Regions from separate parts of the Homo sapiens genome. Here region 2 is linked to region 1. Evidence: read pairs that join two places in POLR2A ChIA-PET (ENCODE). Cell type or tissue: MCF 10A. All regions are shown on one strand.

Evidence for each region. Peaks named below come from ENCODE experiments on the same cell type or tissue, not always from the same donor. Only the 100,000 strongest peaks of a DNase experiment are listed, where the experiment ranks them.
Region 2: POLR2A ChIA-PET joins it to region 1 with 5 read pairs; 2 of 35 experiments call an interaction of 5 or more read pairs at or near these places.

Annotation. Positions count from the first base shown.
Region 1 is chr5:142,717,015-142,725,014 of GRCh38, reverse strand. No RefSeq gene overlaps it. Among named protein-coding and RNA genes, the nearest start is that of LINC01844, 25 kb to the left of the region's middle. In MCF 10A, CTCF peaks have their summits at 3,871, 7,291 (motif pointing left) and 7,906 (motif pointing left); DNase peaks (open chromatin) are centred at 3,954, 7,284 and 7,864.
Region 2 is chr5:142,901,496-142,909,495 of GRCh38, reverse strand. ARHGAP26 (Rho GTPase activating protein 26) reads right to left here. Exons shown (of 23, transcript NM_001135608.3): 7 at 7,457-7,561; 8 at 5,827-5,956; 9 at 1,692-1,792. Among named protein-coding and RNA genes, the nearest start is that of ARHGAP26-AS1, 37 kb to the right of the region's middle. In MCF 10A, no CTCF peak of the experiment used is centred here; a DNase peak (open chromatin) is centred at 4,885.

The sequences.
Region 1 (8,000 bases):
TGCTTGGGCCACGCTGTCTTTTGGGAGTTCCACAGACACCCATGACTGTCACGCTCTGTGGCTTTTGCACACACTGTCCTCTGCCTGACACTCTTCTCCCACACATCGGTGCAGCTCCCCGCCTCCATCTTTAGGTTGCTGCCCGAATGCCCGTCCCTGGGGGGCTTCCATAGTGCCCCAGTCTAAAATGGCCACACCTCTTCCCAGTTACTTTCCATCCTTAGGCATGCTGTGGTCATTTTCATTTAGCATTTAGCACCGCCTGACATATGATTATCATGTATGGCATTGCTTACTTGCATGTTGTTTCCCTCTCCCACTTGGAGAGTCAGCTACACAGAGACAGGGGCTTCATTTTGACTGCGGCTGTATCCTCCATGCCTCGGACAGTGCCTGGCACATAGTAGAAGCTCAAAAAATGATAGATTTAAAAAATAATAAAGGAAAGGGTAAAGGAATTGACGTCATTTGGGTTATCTTTAAGCCTGACCACTTCTTCCTTGCTAAAAAGCTTAGAACCAGCTGGGTGTGGTGGCTCACACCTGTAATCCTAGCACTTTGGGAGGCTGAGGCACGCAGATCACCTGAGGTCAAGAGTTTGAGGCCAGCCTGGATAACATGGCGAAACCCTGTCTCTACTAAAAATACAAAAACTAGCTGGGCGTGGTGCCATGTTCCTGTAGTCCCAGCTACATAGGAGGCTAAGGCAGGAGAATCGCTTGAACCCAGGAGGCAGAAGTTACAGTGAGCTAAGATCACGCCACTGCACTCTAGCCTGGATGACAGAGCGAGACTCTGTCTCAAAACAAACAAACAAACAAACAAACAAACAAAAAAAACACAAATCGGTGTACTGTCTTTAGTAAGTGTGCCAGGAGTTCATGCATCAACCTCTACCTAGTTTCATTGGTTCCCCTTCCTTTATTTCTCTTTGTTGTTATTCCTCTTCTTGAGATATACTGTATGCAATTTTAAAGCTGTCTTTGGAGACAGGGTCTCACTCTGTCACCAAGGCTGGAGTGCAGTGGCATGACCACAGCTCACTACAGCCTTGACCTCCTGGACTCAAGCGAGCCTTCCACCCCACCTCAGCTTCTCAGGTAGCTGGGTCTACAGGCACGTGCCACCACGCCTAGCTAATTTTTTTGCTTTTTGTAGAGGCGAGGTTTTGCCATGTTGTCCAGGCTGGTCTCGAACTCCTAGGCTCAAGCAATCCACCCATCTCAGCCTCCCAAAGTGCTGGGATCACAGGCGTGAGCCCTCCGGCCTAAAGCTGTCTTAAATTTTGACATGTTATGGAATATAATAAAATAAATTTTAAAACAGGTTTTTTTTAAATGTCTCCAGTGTCTGGCCTTCAGGAATGGCTGTTTGATCTCTGGCCACCATGGAGTAGGAGAAAGACACTTTGCATGTTCCTGGCTCACAGTGCTGAGTGGACATGGGTTATTCTCATCTCAAGAGTTCCTGGGAGAATTCTTCTGAAGATGTAGAAATTCTCCCAGGGGCCGAGTATGGTGGCTTTTGCTTGTAATCCTAGCTGCTTAGGGGACTGAGGTGGGAGGATTGCTTGAACCCAGGAATTCAAGGCTACAGTAAGCTATGCCTGAGCCACTGCACTCCAGTCTGGGTGACAGAGAAAGACCCTATCTCTAAAAAAAAAAAAGAAAAGAAAAGAAAAAAATTCTCCCAGGGATCATCAGCTGCAGAGGAAGAAAAGAAGAAAAGATACACTCTTGAGGACCTCATGGTCAAAGAATACTGAAAAACAGCGCCTTGGGGGAGGAAAGTGCATCTTCTTACCCTGTGAGATGTTGTTGGCCCAAAGTTGAAAGGAGAGCTTTAAAACTTGCCTGCCCTAAAGGGCACAGAGGCGGCTTCTGGGTTAACCGCCTAGGTGCCAGCAAACTCAGGAACAGAGTGGCATTGTCTGGCCAGCTGGGTTCCTGGAGAATGCCTCTGTACTGGCTCCCCGCAGGGGAGGAAGGCTCCTGGGGACTGGCAGCAAAGCCTGTCCTGAAACACTTCCCAGATCCACAGACTGTGCTTCTCCTCTCCCTTGGAGGTCAGACCCTGCCTCTGACCTTTGGGATCCAAGTTTCCAAACTCTCTGCTCACACAGTCCCTGCCCCAAGACTGCCCAGAAGAGTACAAACGCCAGCCAGGCACAGTGGCTCACGCCTGTAATCCCAGCACTTTGGGAGGCCAAGGCAGGCGGATCACTTGAGGCCAGGAGTTCGAGACCAGACTGGCCAGCATGGCAAAACCCTGTCTCTACTAAAAGTACAAAAATTAGCTGGGCATAGTGGTGCATACCTGTAGTCATAGCTACTTGGGAGGCTGAGGCTGGAGGATTGCTTGAACCTGGGAGGCAGAGGTTGCAGTGAGCTGAGATGGCACCACTGCACTCCAGCCTGTGTGACAGAGCAAGACTGTCTCAAAAAAAAAAAAAAGTACAAAAGCCAAGCAAACCTACAAGCAGTGGCAGAAGCTTCTCCAAGCAGAAGGTTGCTAACTCCAACTAGCCCGTTCGCCAAAGAACTGCGCAGTGTCTTCAGACACTCCGTTTCAACTCTCAAAGCTGGGTCATAGTCAAGGTGAGGATCCCTGGTGTTTTTCCATCCAATTTCTTGGCCTCAGACTCCACATGGCTTCAGATTACATCACTTTTCTACTTTCTTTGCCTCTTTTGTGTTATGTTGGCCAACAACACTTCTCTCAGCTGCTGAGGACAGTCTAGTTGAGTCAGGGAAAAAAAATCTAGGGTCTGCAAGACAGAAATTCAAGCATAATTGTTCTGGAGTAGTAGTCAAATACGGTGCATCAGAATCACATACGGCAGCAGCTCTAAAACTTGACTGTGTTCAAGAGCCGCTGAGGGACCTGTGGCAAAATGCACCTGTTAAAAAGGAAGCCATTGGCCAGGTGCGGTGGCTCACGCCTGTAATCTCAACATTTTGGGAGGCCGAGGCGGGTGGATCATGAGGTCAGGAGTTCAAGACCAGCCTGGCCAATGTGGTGAAACCCCGTTTCTACTAAAAATACAAAAAAATTAGCCAGGCATGGTGGCAGGCGCCTGAAATCCCAGCTACTCTGGAGGCTGAGGCAGGAGAATCGCTTGAACCCGGGAGGCAGAGGTTGTGGTGAGCCGAGAACATGCCATTGCACTCCAGCCTGGGTGACAAGAGTGAAACTCCATCCATCCACACCCTAGATAGAGCTGTCTATATAGTGGGTCTGGGGTATGGCCAAGGGACCTGCATTTTTAACAAGTACCTCAGGGGATTGGAGGCAGCCGGTCAGGGGACCACCCCGTGAGCTGGTTAATAATGCAGGTGTTTGGGGCTGGCCACACACCTACTGAATCAGAATTGGCAGCCCTGTGTGTGTCATATTCCTCCAGAAAAGCCCAGCACAGTGCTGAGTTTGGGACCCACTGCTGCAGAAAGCTCATTCCAGAAAAAATAAGCCAGGCTTACACTTTTAAGGTCCCCTTTCTCTCTGGCCACTTATAACTGCCCGAAAATCAAGGCACATTATTGCTGGCACAGAAACTGAAGGAAAACTTGCACGTGCCCCAGCAGCTGAGATCCTTAAACAAAAAGGACTACAGAAATGACAAGCATGATTGTAAGAACTGTACGCAGCTTTTCTTTCTTTTCCTGAGTATGGTAGGAATCTCCAAGGTGAATGTGGCCTCCTGGAACTACCCACCTGGCTGGAAGACTGTCCTGCTCTGTGCTATTTGGGAGTAAGCAAGGCAGCCGCAGCCATATCTGCCTGTCATCCAGGAGCCGGCGTGGCTGGCATGAGTCCTGAGTGGCTGCATATCACCACCAGATGGACTCCTCCATGCCAGGTGCCAGGTTGCTGCAGCTGCCGGGGAGTGTTCCATCAGCAGGACTGTCTGCACCTGGACAGAATGATGTAACCTACAGGAACGCAAGATTCACAGGCGTGCAGACAAGCCTCAGAAAATTATCAGCCTCAGCTCCGAGTTACGGCTGATTCAGCTGCAGTCTCTGTGGTCAGACTTGCCTGTTGAGGCAGGCTGCTTCTCCGGTGGACTGGATGGCGTCACTTGGAATTTATATTAAAGCTGAAGTCTCCCTCAAACTAATGTAACCCTTATTTCCCAGTCCTCGTAAGACAAGTGGAAATCATGGGCCAGGCTTAAGCTTAGCTGATGATCTGATCTCCCAACTGCATTGGGTGCCGCTGGGGTCACCTAAGCCATTGCTCCCTTTCACTCCTTCAGTAAACATTTACTAAGTGTCAGAAATGATAGTAATCGCAAACATTGTCTGAATGATTGCTGGGGTCAGGCATTGTGCTAGACTTGGCACCAGCATCTTCTTATTCAGTACTCACTAAGCTGAATAAGTTTGAGTTCATTTCACAGGTGAGGAAACTCAGCTTCCCAGAGGCAAAGCAGCCTGCCTAAGGCCCCACAAATAATGAGGGGTAGAGCCTCTCATCCATCCACTTCAACAACAAGCCTTACCCTCTCTGTGGGGTCTTCCCCATGGCCTGACACTGAGCGTGTAGACACTGAATCAACACACACAATGTCAGGTCATGATTCCCCAGCCCCTCTGACTGGTCCCTTCCTCCTATCCATCAGCTGTCTCAGGTAGGCTCAACCCTACCATCCCAGGCTCCTTCCTCCTGCCTTATCGCCACTCTGCTGACCTTCCCTGCACCCCTCTGACTTCTAATGCCTGGCCTCTTGAACCTGGTGTTCCTCAGAGTTCTTTGAGACTTAGCCCCCAGGACGTTTCTCCCAGGAAGTCTTCCCTGACCCACCCCTCCTCCACATTTATGACTCCATTATATGATCGCAGTGCATACCAAAGATGCCTTTGTCTCAACATAACATCCCATATTAGGTTGAAATTTTTGGTTTCTATCTGTCAGTATCTTTTATTAAAATGGAGTTTCATGAAATGGGACAGCTGGCACCAGCACGATGCATGGCGCACGGCGGGTCCTCCATGGATGCTTGCTAGACTGAGCACAGCTGACTCACAGGCCTCAGGCACCAGGGCACGGGCAATAAAGACAGTGAACCTAATATTTTAACACAAGAAGGAAAATACAACCTCACAAATGTCACTCATACTTGGAAGAGGGAAAAACACAACTGAAATATGGTCACCAAAGAATATAGGGAAGGATATAACACACAGGCTGAACTCACGACCCTGTAGTCTGACCACCTGGGCTTCGGTCTTGGCTCCCCCACTTAAAACTAGTGAGATTTGGAGCAAGTTGTTTTCCCTCTCTGTACCTCAGTTCTCTCATCTATAGAGTGGGAGTAGATAATCTTACAGGGTTGTATGAGGATGAGATAATTCGTGTGCAGTGTTGAAAACAGTACGTTGTTCATGTTTGGATGTTATCATATTTTTTGTTCATAATAAATGGATTTACTAGAAAGGGGTGAGGGAGGAAACTAAGAAGAAACAATGGTCATAATATTTTTGATTAAGAGTATGGTACAAACCCTCAGGTCCAATTTTTTAAAATGCAGGTCAGAAGTTACCACCCAAAGGTGTACAGATTTTTTTAAATTTTCAATGAGCTGCCTATTTAAAAATGAAGAAATTTTACATTATGAGAAAGAAATCCAGACATCCAATTTCTGTCGAAAAACTGGATGACTTCGCAACTCAGCTTCTACTTGCCCCCGGTAATAATTGTCGGGATTTGTGTATCACTGCCCACTTCAGGGTGGACACGTGCTCTCCAGCTCACGCGACCCCTCCAGGCCCTCCAGCTTCTTACCTGGCCTGCTTCATGCTATAGGCATTTGAGTTTGTGACCTCAGGAAGAGAAGATGTCTTCACAATAACAATATACACAGTTTTCCTCTGCTCAGAACCTATCACACCTCTTTGGTACATCTATCATAAAACTCAGACTTTAACTGCTCCCTCCTCCATCTGGGAGCCCATCTTGCCTCACTTCCTATGACTCCCCATCCATCCTCCCTCCCCACCAGGCTGCCCCCGGCCCCCCTCCCACCCCAGCTCCTCCCTGCTATGGGGCTGGCATGGCCTCTCCGTCCCCTCTGCTTTCCCAAGTCCCCGTGCCCTGTGAAGGTTTAGCTCGTGTCCAGACACCCTAATGAGCTTCTTCCCCACTCCCTAGCCCACGGGTGGTCTCCCTTTTCCAGGCTTGCACTGCCCTTCGGACAAGGGTAACTACTATTACAGTACGGCTGTGTCTTCTTAGTCTTTACTCTGAGAAGAAGCCTGTTCTTATCTATGCAGTTTCTCTCCTTTTCCCCTGCCCCTTGGGGCTTCTGTCCTTGCTGGGCCTGTTCCTGAAATTTTGTGATTTACAACAAAACCAGAACGGGAGGGGGAGAGATTGGAAAAGAGGTATGGGAGGTAAGGGGAAAAGGAAATGAAAACAAGGGCAAACTGAGGGTGTGCTGTTGAGAGTGAAAAAGAAGGCAGGGGGCCCTGCAACAGCAGCTGGGTGGGAGGGAATGGGAGATGAAGCCGGGGAGGGGACGTGTGCAGCATTGCACGGCTCCCAGCTTCCTTGTATTTACCCATGCTGTCAGAACCATGTCGTGTGCCCCCTTTGGTCTGTTTTCAGGCGGCAACCCTGCATTTCATGGAGGACTGGAAGCTCTGTGAGGGCTGACAAATTATTATTTAGTGACCCTTACATCCCTCAGAGCCTTCGGCCCAGGGCTGAGCCCAGGGACTGCACACGTTCATGCAGAATGACTGACCTCAGTATCCCCAGGTGTCCTCAGGCAAATGACCTGAAGAAGACACTGAGCATCAAGAATGTAGCCTCTTCGATTTCACCTCCTGGCAGAAGTGTGATGAGATCAGATACCACCATGGTTTTGCGTCCCAGAGAATAACCAGGAAGATGCTCTGGAGGAGAGAATAGCAGTTCTCGAGCGAGAGCTCACATGGAAATCACCTGGGAGGGGAGGGGTCTTGTTAAACCAGAGATTGCTGGGCTCCACCCCCAGAGCTTCGGATTCAGCAGGTCTGGGCTAGGACCCCAGAATGTGCTTTTCTAACAACTTCCCAGTTGACGGGGATACGGTTGGTCGGGGAGCCACACTTCGAGCAACCCAGCTCTAGAGTTCAGGGCTGAGGTCTGATCCAAAGCCACTTCATCCCACCACTCTACAGAAGGAAAGTGACATCCCCTCCCTCTCTAGCAGGTGACTGTCCCCTCTTCATAATCCAGCACATCACTCAACCCACTTCGGAGCTTTATGGAGACTATAGATGCTCATGGCTGAGTGGAGGGTGTCCTCTTGTGGCCCAGATAGAAAATAACCTGAACTGCAGTGACCTCACTCTCAGCCTTAACAAAGTTTGCCAAACATTGAATTTTATCTGCCTGACAAAAGATCCAGGGAAACAGGATGTTCACCATTCACCGGATCTGGTCCATTGCAGAGGAGGGGCCAAGGGTCCATTCAGCATGAGATGGGTCAAATACTTTGCCCAAAAGGTGTCCAAGGATGGCAGAAATGATTTGTACTCATGACTTTGGGATTTTATAGGGTGGGAAGGTGTCTTAGGAGAATAGTCCAAACCCAGATACTCACAGAATTCTCTGTTGAAGGATACAACTTTGAAAACATGAGTTAGAAGTAAACAATTTCAAAGCCTTGGAAACACCATGTGACTAAGAAGAGACCTTAGAATGACTTTGAACCATGTTTGGATTTGTTCCCTGAACTTTCCTGAGATGAGAAAGCTGGCATCATGAACTGTGGGCTAGTGTAAGAACACTGGAGCAATTGTCACCAGCTCCATCACCAACCAATCTGGTGCAAGCCAGCCCCTTCTCAGCATTTAGCAGCCGTCCAAATACCGTTCTGCGATTCACTGCCACCTACTGCTCAGCCCGGAATGAGCAGGAGTTGGTAACTAGGACACAGGGGCAGTGGAGCGGCGCTTCTCAGAAGTTTGGCTTGTATTAGAATCACCTGGAAGGCTTGTGAAAATGTAGAT
Region 2 (8,000 bases), 180 kb before region 1:
AAGTGGAAGAGAACAAGGAGCACAACATGGCTGAGTACCTAACAGTAATGACAACAGCACCTAACAGCACTGGCCCAGGCAGACTGAGAGCAAAGCCAGCGCTTTTAACCCCTACTCTATAATGCCCACACACACGCAAACTCAACATGTTGCATAAAAATGTACTGCAGAGAGGACCGAAGTGGAATGCTTGTAGAGGACTAGTTTATCGACAGGTTAGACACAAATGAAAAACTATTTAAGCTGAAGACAGAGTAAGAGAAATTATTCAGAATACAGTCCAGAGACTCAAACAGATAAAACATGTAAATATTTGTATTAAAAACATTTAAATATCTCCAGAGGGAGACAATAGAATGGGAAGGAGGCGAAACTCAAAGGGATAATTGGTGAGAATTTTCCAGAGTTATTGGAAGAGACCAAATCTCAAATCCTGGAAAACCAAAACCTCCCAAGCAATAGATTAAAAAAGAAAAAAATCAAAGCTAGGGCTATCATAATGAAATGTAGAATATCAAAGGAAGAAAATAAAGCATAGGAGCAAAGAGAAAAGACAGGTCACCTCCATAGAAATGCATGTGGCCTGCTGTGGGAACACTCAGAGGAGACTCACAAGCAGGCAGGAGGCGAGAGGCAACAGCCAGGAGGAGGGAAGAACTAGGAGCATTCAAGGAGCTGCCCAATGGCGGGGACACCAGGGAGCCATATGTGCCCAACTGTCTCTTCCAAAGATAGCTACATATCACCTTCTATGCCACGTGCTTTTCCTACAATGAGACTTTGATGCCCCTCCCATGGAGAGGCAGGGTCTACCTCCTCCCCCACTGAAACTGAGAGGGCTATTGTGACCATTTTAACCAATAGATAAGGTAAAAGTAAGGCTCTATGACTTCTGAGATTAAGTCATGAAAAGGCAATGCAGTGTCTACTTTAGTTTCTAGAACATTCACTCCTAAAACCTTTTGCTGCCCTGAGGCCACCATGCTGTGAGGAAGCCCAAACTTGCTAATACAGAGAGACCAAATGGCGAGGCCCTGGGAGTATGCAGAGAAAGAGGGAAAAGGGAAGAAAAGGATACAGGAGAGAGGATGACAGCTGTATCTGGCCAGCTTGAGCTGCTTCAGACCCTCCTTGTTCTAGCTCTAGCTACTGTCTGCTTAGTACTTTATGAGAAACCTCAAGCCTGAACCACCCATCCAAATGCCCCCTGAATTCGTGACCCACAGAAACAATGAGAAATACTAAAATGATTGCTGTTGTTTTAAATGTTGCTAAGTTTTGGGGTGACTTGTTACACAGCAATAGGTAACCAGGACATCTATGTTGCCACTGGCAGCTCTCCAGGTATCAAGTGGGAGTGGGACTGAATCAGTTTCACAGGATGAGGTTATTCAATAATTTTCAGCATATAAAAATATTTGATACGCTTGATATTGTATATATGTGAAATACAAAAATATTTCTTAACTGCAGTTCCTAACGTAAGTTAGAGCTAAGAGTAATCATCTTATTTTAGCGATTCTTCAGCCTCTTAGGCTTCCTGAACTACTATATAAAAATTTTTTAAATTATTAATTTTAAATTTATGATGAAACATAAATATAACACTGGAGGTGTTACTTTATACATGCATTATAATCATTATATGTTAGCCAAGCAAATCAAACATCAAATTTTAAAAATGAACTCACCCCTTTTCCTCCTGACTTTTGGTCAAATGGTACCATGGTGATTTGTTTGGAATCCCGTTGATATGTACAGTAGTGCTTCACCCAAGAAGTTCCAAAGTGACCTGAAAGGTAATATTTCCCATAAAATATCTATACATTCCACTGTATGCTATACATCATGAGCTGGAAAAACCACAACCCATAATTCATAATGCTCATCTACCCTACCCTTAAACTATGTTAGAAGTAATATATTCTCCACACTAGCTAGAATGAATAGACAGAAATCTGATCCCACAGGCTCAAATGAAACCAACCCCGGGATTTCCCCCAGGGACCAAAGAAGACTGTTTCCCATTGATGCTACATCCAGTGGGTCTTAAAATACAACGGAAGTAAAGGTTCCCTGGGGAAACTAATCCCCGTTCCCATCATCAAGCCCCAACTGAAGTTTCCACTCTCTTCACTGACAGGAGTAAGATGATTGAGGAGAGAACGCAGAAAGCCTCCTCCAAGCGCTTGTGACCATTCCCATCTGTTGCGATGACATCATGCTTCCCACACAGCTGCTCTGTGACTCTGTGCACAGACATCAGGGGTTCTGACCTACTTCCAAACCCCTAACTTACTTTAGCAGAACTCAAGAAGATCTGAAAAGCAGACAAGGAGAGCTCAGAGACACCAGAGATGCAGAGTGGAAGTGACTGTCAATGCCCACATGTAACCTCTAAGGACTATGTCCCTCAAGATTAGTATGTCACCTCAAGAGGGAGGTGCCATGCAGTCGTATTCTGGCCAAGTCTCTGATTTTACTCAGTGCTTAGCCAATTACTTGAAAACAAAGCACTATTAAAGGAAGAAGGCATTAGTCAGCCTGCAAAGGACTTCAACCAATACTAGTTTTAGGTGCTTATGGAGATCACACAGCAGAAATTGTTAAAAAAAAAAAATTGTTTAAACATAAAGAGAATTAGCAGACGTTTAATAATTATCAATGGTATGGCATGACTGCCAACTGCAAGTGTTAGATGTCATTTAGTAAACTTAAAAAACAAAACAGTAAATGTTTCCACTGGGCCGTCAAGGACAAATGAAAATACAAACCATCTTAGTGTATTCTTACAGACTGGGGAAAAAATTCCAGTAATTGAACAACACAAAGATTCCCAAAGCACTGTATCTTGGACAACTTGAGCATCAAGATAAATAAGGACAGTTATAAATTATAGCCTCCTGAACAAAAGAGGAACCCATAAATCCAAACTGACAATGGAAAGATGGATAACGGACGGACGGATGGATGGATAGACAGTAGGAAGGGAGAGAGGGAGGAAGAAAGAGGAGCAGGACTCTTCCTTACATAAGTACACTGAATGGCAACTATTAAATGTGGAGGGGTTGGTGGAACTGAGAAGTCACCATTTTGCAACCATCATAGTAAAGATCAGCTCAGGCAAGGATTGTCAATGGATGCTAAATCTATGGAGGTAAAGTGTGATAAGGAGAAGGATATTTACATGATCTTAAGGTGTTACCTTCAGATTGCTAATTAGTTACAAGGGGAAAATAGTGACTGTATAGTGGAGAAACCAGACAATACCTTGACTGGGTGATCAAAATTTACATCACCACTGAGGGGCAGGTCGACACCACATGTGTCCAGATGTGGCCCCAGAGAAGAACTCTTATGTAGGATTTGACCAGAGATGCATAATCCAAATCTAATCATGAAGAAACACCAGATAAACCCATGCTGAAGAAAACTGTATAAAGGAACTGGACTGTGTTGTTCAAAAATGTCAATGTCATGAAAGACAAAGAAAAGCTGGAGAACTGTTCCAGATTAAAGGAGACTAAAGTCATGACAACTAAATGCAGTATGAGGTTCTGTACTGGAGAACAACAAAATGCTTTAGAAGGCCATTATTGATACAACTGGCAAAACTGGAATACGGACTGTAGTTCAGATTAAATATTGCACCAATGTTAAATTTGATATTAGGTTGGTGCAAGAGTTCAATTGCGATTTTAGCCATTACTTTTAATGGCAAGAGTTCAATTGCGATTTTAGCTATTACTTTTAATGGCAAAAACCATAATTACTCTTGCACCAACCTAACAGATGTGTTTACATAAAAAGAATATCTTTTATTCTTAGAAAATACTCACTACTGAAGAAGCATGGTATATGCAACCATATTCTCAAATGACTCAGAAAAAAGTGTGTATGTGTGTGTATGCAAGTTGTACTCACGTGAATACTCACACACCCACACAGAGAGAGAAGGAATGATATCATTGTGGCTAAATGTTAAAAATTGATGCACTGGGTAAAGGGTTTATGGTTGTTCCTTACACCATTGTTGCGACTTTTCTGTATGTCTGAAATTATTTCAAAATAACAAGTTACAAAAAATTTAAAATTAAAAAAAAAGTGCTGTATCCCCATCATGTGCTCTGGACTGTGTTAGGGAACAAAAAAGTGTCCTCATGATAATCAACACACTAATGTTGAAAGAGCATGTGAAGTGTCTGAATAAAAGTGTGTGACATGAGAGTGCAAAAAAACAACATTGATTTTATATATGTAAGTGAATGATATATTAACAAATTAAGTATTATAGGTGGACTTTGAACTATATTTTTAGAGTCCTAAAAATTTATATTTTCAAGTAGACCTAAAACCTTTTGCAGGGATCTTCTCACTGGGCAAAGAGGGGATCACTTTGTATTCAGGCATATACAAAACACACAGCTGAAGTAGCTACATTTCTTATAAACCTCAACAGGCTCATCTCTGTAAGAATAAGGAATGTAATCCTCATCACAGCCAATACTCCAACACCACTACTGCCCCAGTTACCAGGAAACTTAAGTCCAAACAAATTTTTGAGTAATTACTAAATAGAATAATTAGTGAAACCAAGTATTTCTATTCTATCCCATCGGAAAGCTATTAGGAGTGAAGACATCTGCCTAACTCTACATGAAGAGCAGGACATGAAAGAACACAAAACCTGCAAAAATCTGAAAAGACCAATGTTCTCTACCAAAGGACTAGGAGAAGAATTACCCACTAAAGAAAAAAACATTCACTTTCTTTCGTTCCTAGCATTGCATACACGAATTAAGTCTGAATGTGCTATCCTAAACGGCACGGCCCCATCACAGAGCCTTTCCCCAGCCATAAGGCATGAACTTGTGAGTCATCACTAAAATGTCCATGTTAGCAGCACCTGGCATTCCTTTCCTAGACATCACTGGCAGAACAATGAGTATTCTTGGCTCTTTTTTTTTTTTCTTTTAAGAGACAGGGTCTTGCTCTGTCACCCAGGCTGGAGTACAGTGGTGGCAATCTCAGCTCACTGCAGCCTCCACCTCCTGAGCTCTTATAAACCTCAACAGGCTCACTCCGGTAAGCAATCCTCCCACCTCAGCCTCCCAAGTAGCTGGGCCCACAGGTGCACACCACCACACCTGGCTACTTTTTGTATTTTTGTAGAGACAGGGTTTCACTATGTTGCCCAGGCTGGTCTTGAACTCCTGAGCTCAAGCAATCCACCGACCTCAGCCTCCAAAAGTGCTGGGATTACAGACGTGAGCCACCGCATGCAGCCTTCTTCTTGGCTCTTGAAGTGAGCCTTTGTTCCTACTTTTCATAAAATTCAAGTGTTGGAATGAAATGAGTTGAGGAGAAGAGGAAAAAGGCCTAAGTCATGATTGTTTGGGCCTTGCTGAAACAATGTCAAATGAAAACAGAATCACCAAGTATTAAGTCTACCAAAGGATACACTGCTGATAGATAACAGGGGCCTAGCATGTAAGACCTTTCCAAGGCTGCTATGCTCAGGGTATGGTACATAAAGCTGGACTAGGGGTACAGGAACCCCAAGAGTAGAGTAACATTAGAGAGAGAAGAGCAACCACAGAGCCTTAAAGAATTGCAGGTTCCCAAAGGAATTCCCATTCATAAAGAAAAACAAAGGTAGACAAGATTCTGTGGACATCATCTTTCTCTTTGGAAAGGTGAACTATAAAATTGTTCTTGTTATCCAAGCATGTATCTACAGTAAGGTAGGCACTGCTGAATACATCCTCCACCTTCTAGGTAAGAGGCCTGAGTACATCCCAAGCTGTTGCTAGTCAAAGCACTCACGTTTCTCCTGCACGTAGAGGTATCCCTCCATGGTGTAGGGACTGATGGTCTTGTGCTCAAGGGGATTCTCCTTCATCTTTTTCATCAGTGATTCCACTTCTGATCTAGTGCCTTCAAAGCGATTTCTTGTCTAGGATGAAAATAATTTTATTCAAATCAAAGAAACAAAGTATCTGTTTTAACAATCCAGATCAACCTAATAGAATCCTTAGATCTAAAATGAGATAAAGGACATTCAACCTTCCAGGAACTGGCCAAATACTCCCTTATGACAAGTATACTTTGGCCTTAAAGTCCTATACCAGAATGACTCTCAAACTCTAGTGACTATCAAAATCACCTAGGGATCTTATAGAAAATGCAAATGCCCAGCCCTCACTCCTACAGATCAATTCAGCACCTCTGGATGCCAAAAAGTGTGTTTTACGATAAGCCTCCCAGGTGATTCTGATTCAGATGCTCTAGGGGCCTGTATGACTTAAGGACCTAGGCGTTCATTTCTCCAGCTGCCATGAATGTTGCTTGCTGATGGCTCACAGATGAGTCCCTCCTTAAAAGGGGAGTTCCTTCACTCAAGGTCAGCCTGCACCCAATGACTAGACAAGGCTAGAGGAAAGGCAGAAGGGGGTTGAAAGCCTGGCCCCCTTGCTTGTATTCAGGGCGACTTTGAAGGATCATCCCAGCTCCAGAGCCTCCCCTGCACTGAGACCTCTGCTGCATCTGCATCACAGCTCTATTTCCCCCTCTGCGAGTCCAGGTGCCCTCACTCTGTCACAGGTGTTTTCACCAGCATTGCCCCCACCTCCAGTAAGCCCACTGCATGTCAATCTCGATTTCAGAGCCTGCATTCTGAGAAACCTGGCCTAAGGGGAAGCCATGCTTTGTGAAACCTTTTCCAAGATTCTGCAACTTCCTGTTCTCTGAGACAACACTGACTACTATGTAACCTCCAGGCTTCTAAAACCCATGCAGTACAACCCACATGGACACAAGATCACCTAGAGACAAAGAAAATAAGAAGAATAACATGGTCCAATCCCACAGTGAAGAAGGGGGCTCAAGCCCCAGTGACTGCTAACCAAAAAGCCCTACGCAGGATTCTGTGCACCAAAAGGTCCTGTGTTTAAACCTTGGGAATGCTGACCACACTGGGAGCGAAGCACGGACTTGGATTTCCTGCCAGCCTTCCTAAGAGTTGGACAAGAGAACATCCTTTGAGCTGGAGGCCAGCATGTGTCCCCAGCCCCCATTCCCAGAACACACACTCCACACGGTCTCATGTAGTCAGGCAGCTAGATGCATAGAATGGAGGCTGGGTTGGGCTGGGATTTCCACCGCCAAAGGAAATCCTGACTCCAATGCTACAGACGCTACAAATTTGAAACATAACCAGCAGCAGCACTTCCGAGAACATAAATAGGGCTTTGAAATAATGGAGAAGAGGATGATGGTCTAACTCAGAACCACCAAGCACTCTAGAAACGCCTGCCCCTAGTTTCCCTCTGAACCCAAGCAAGACCCACCCTCCTCACCTACATTCCAAGCCACCTGGATGGTTTCTAGGGCAATCAGGCCCATATTTTGTTTTTCCTTAACCAGATAAAAGAAGCCTGTCCCTATGCCCACTCACGTTCTGTATGCTAATGGTTAACTGTGTCTTGAAGTCCCCGAAATCCTTGGCCAGTTCGTAACCATGGTGATAGAAAGTGAAGAGTCCTTGCAGGAAGGCCAGCAGCTGTAATGAAGGAAGAAAGGCAAAGGTCACATAACCAGGTTGAAAAGAGGTATTATGTAGCTGTATCTGAGCTCCCAACACTGGCTTGAAAGTCTAAAATAAAGAATAATAATGGCTGACATTTAAAGAGCACCAATTGTGTGCCAGGCACTATGCCCTTCCATGCCCTGGGTGAGTACTCACAACATCCCATGACCTAAGCACTACTGTTATCCCCATTTTAATAATGAGGAAGCAGGTTCAGAGAGGTTAAGAAACTTGCCCCAAAACACACAGTAAGTGGCAGCCAGAACTTGAAACCAGGTCTCCTTGGCATCAACACCCATGCCCTTGCCCTGTGGGCCTCACCACCTGCTGAGAACATCATTTCCTCAGAAACCAAAGACCAGGGTTCTGACTCAGTTTCCCTCTAGTACATTTGTAGTATCAGGTTATTACA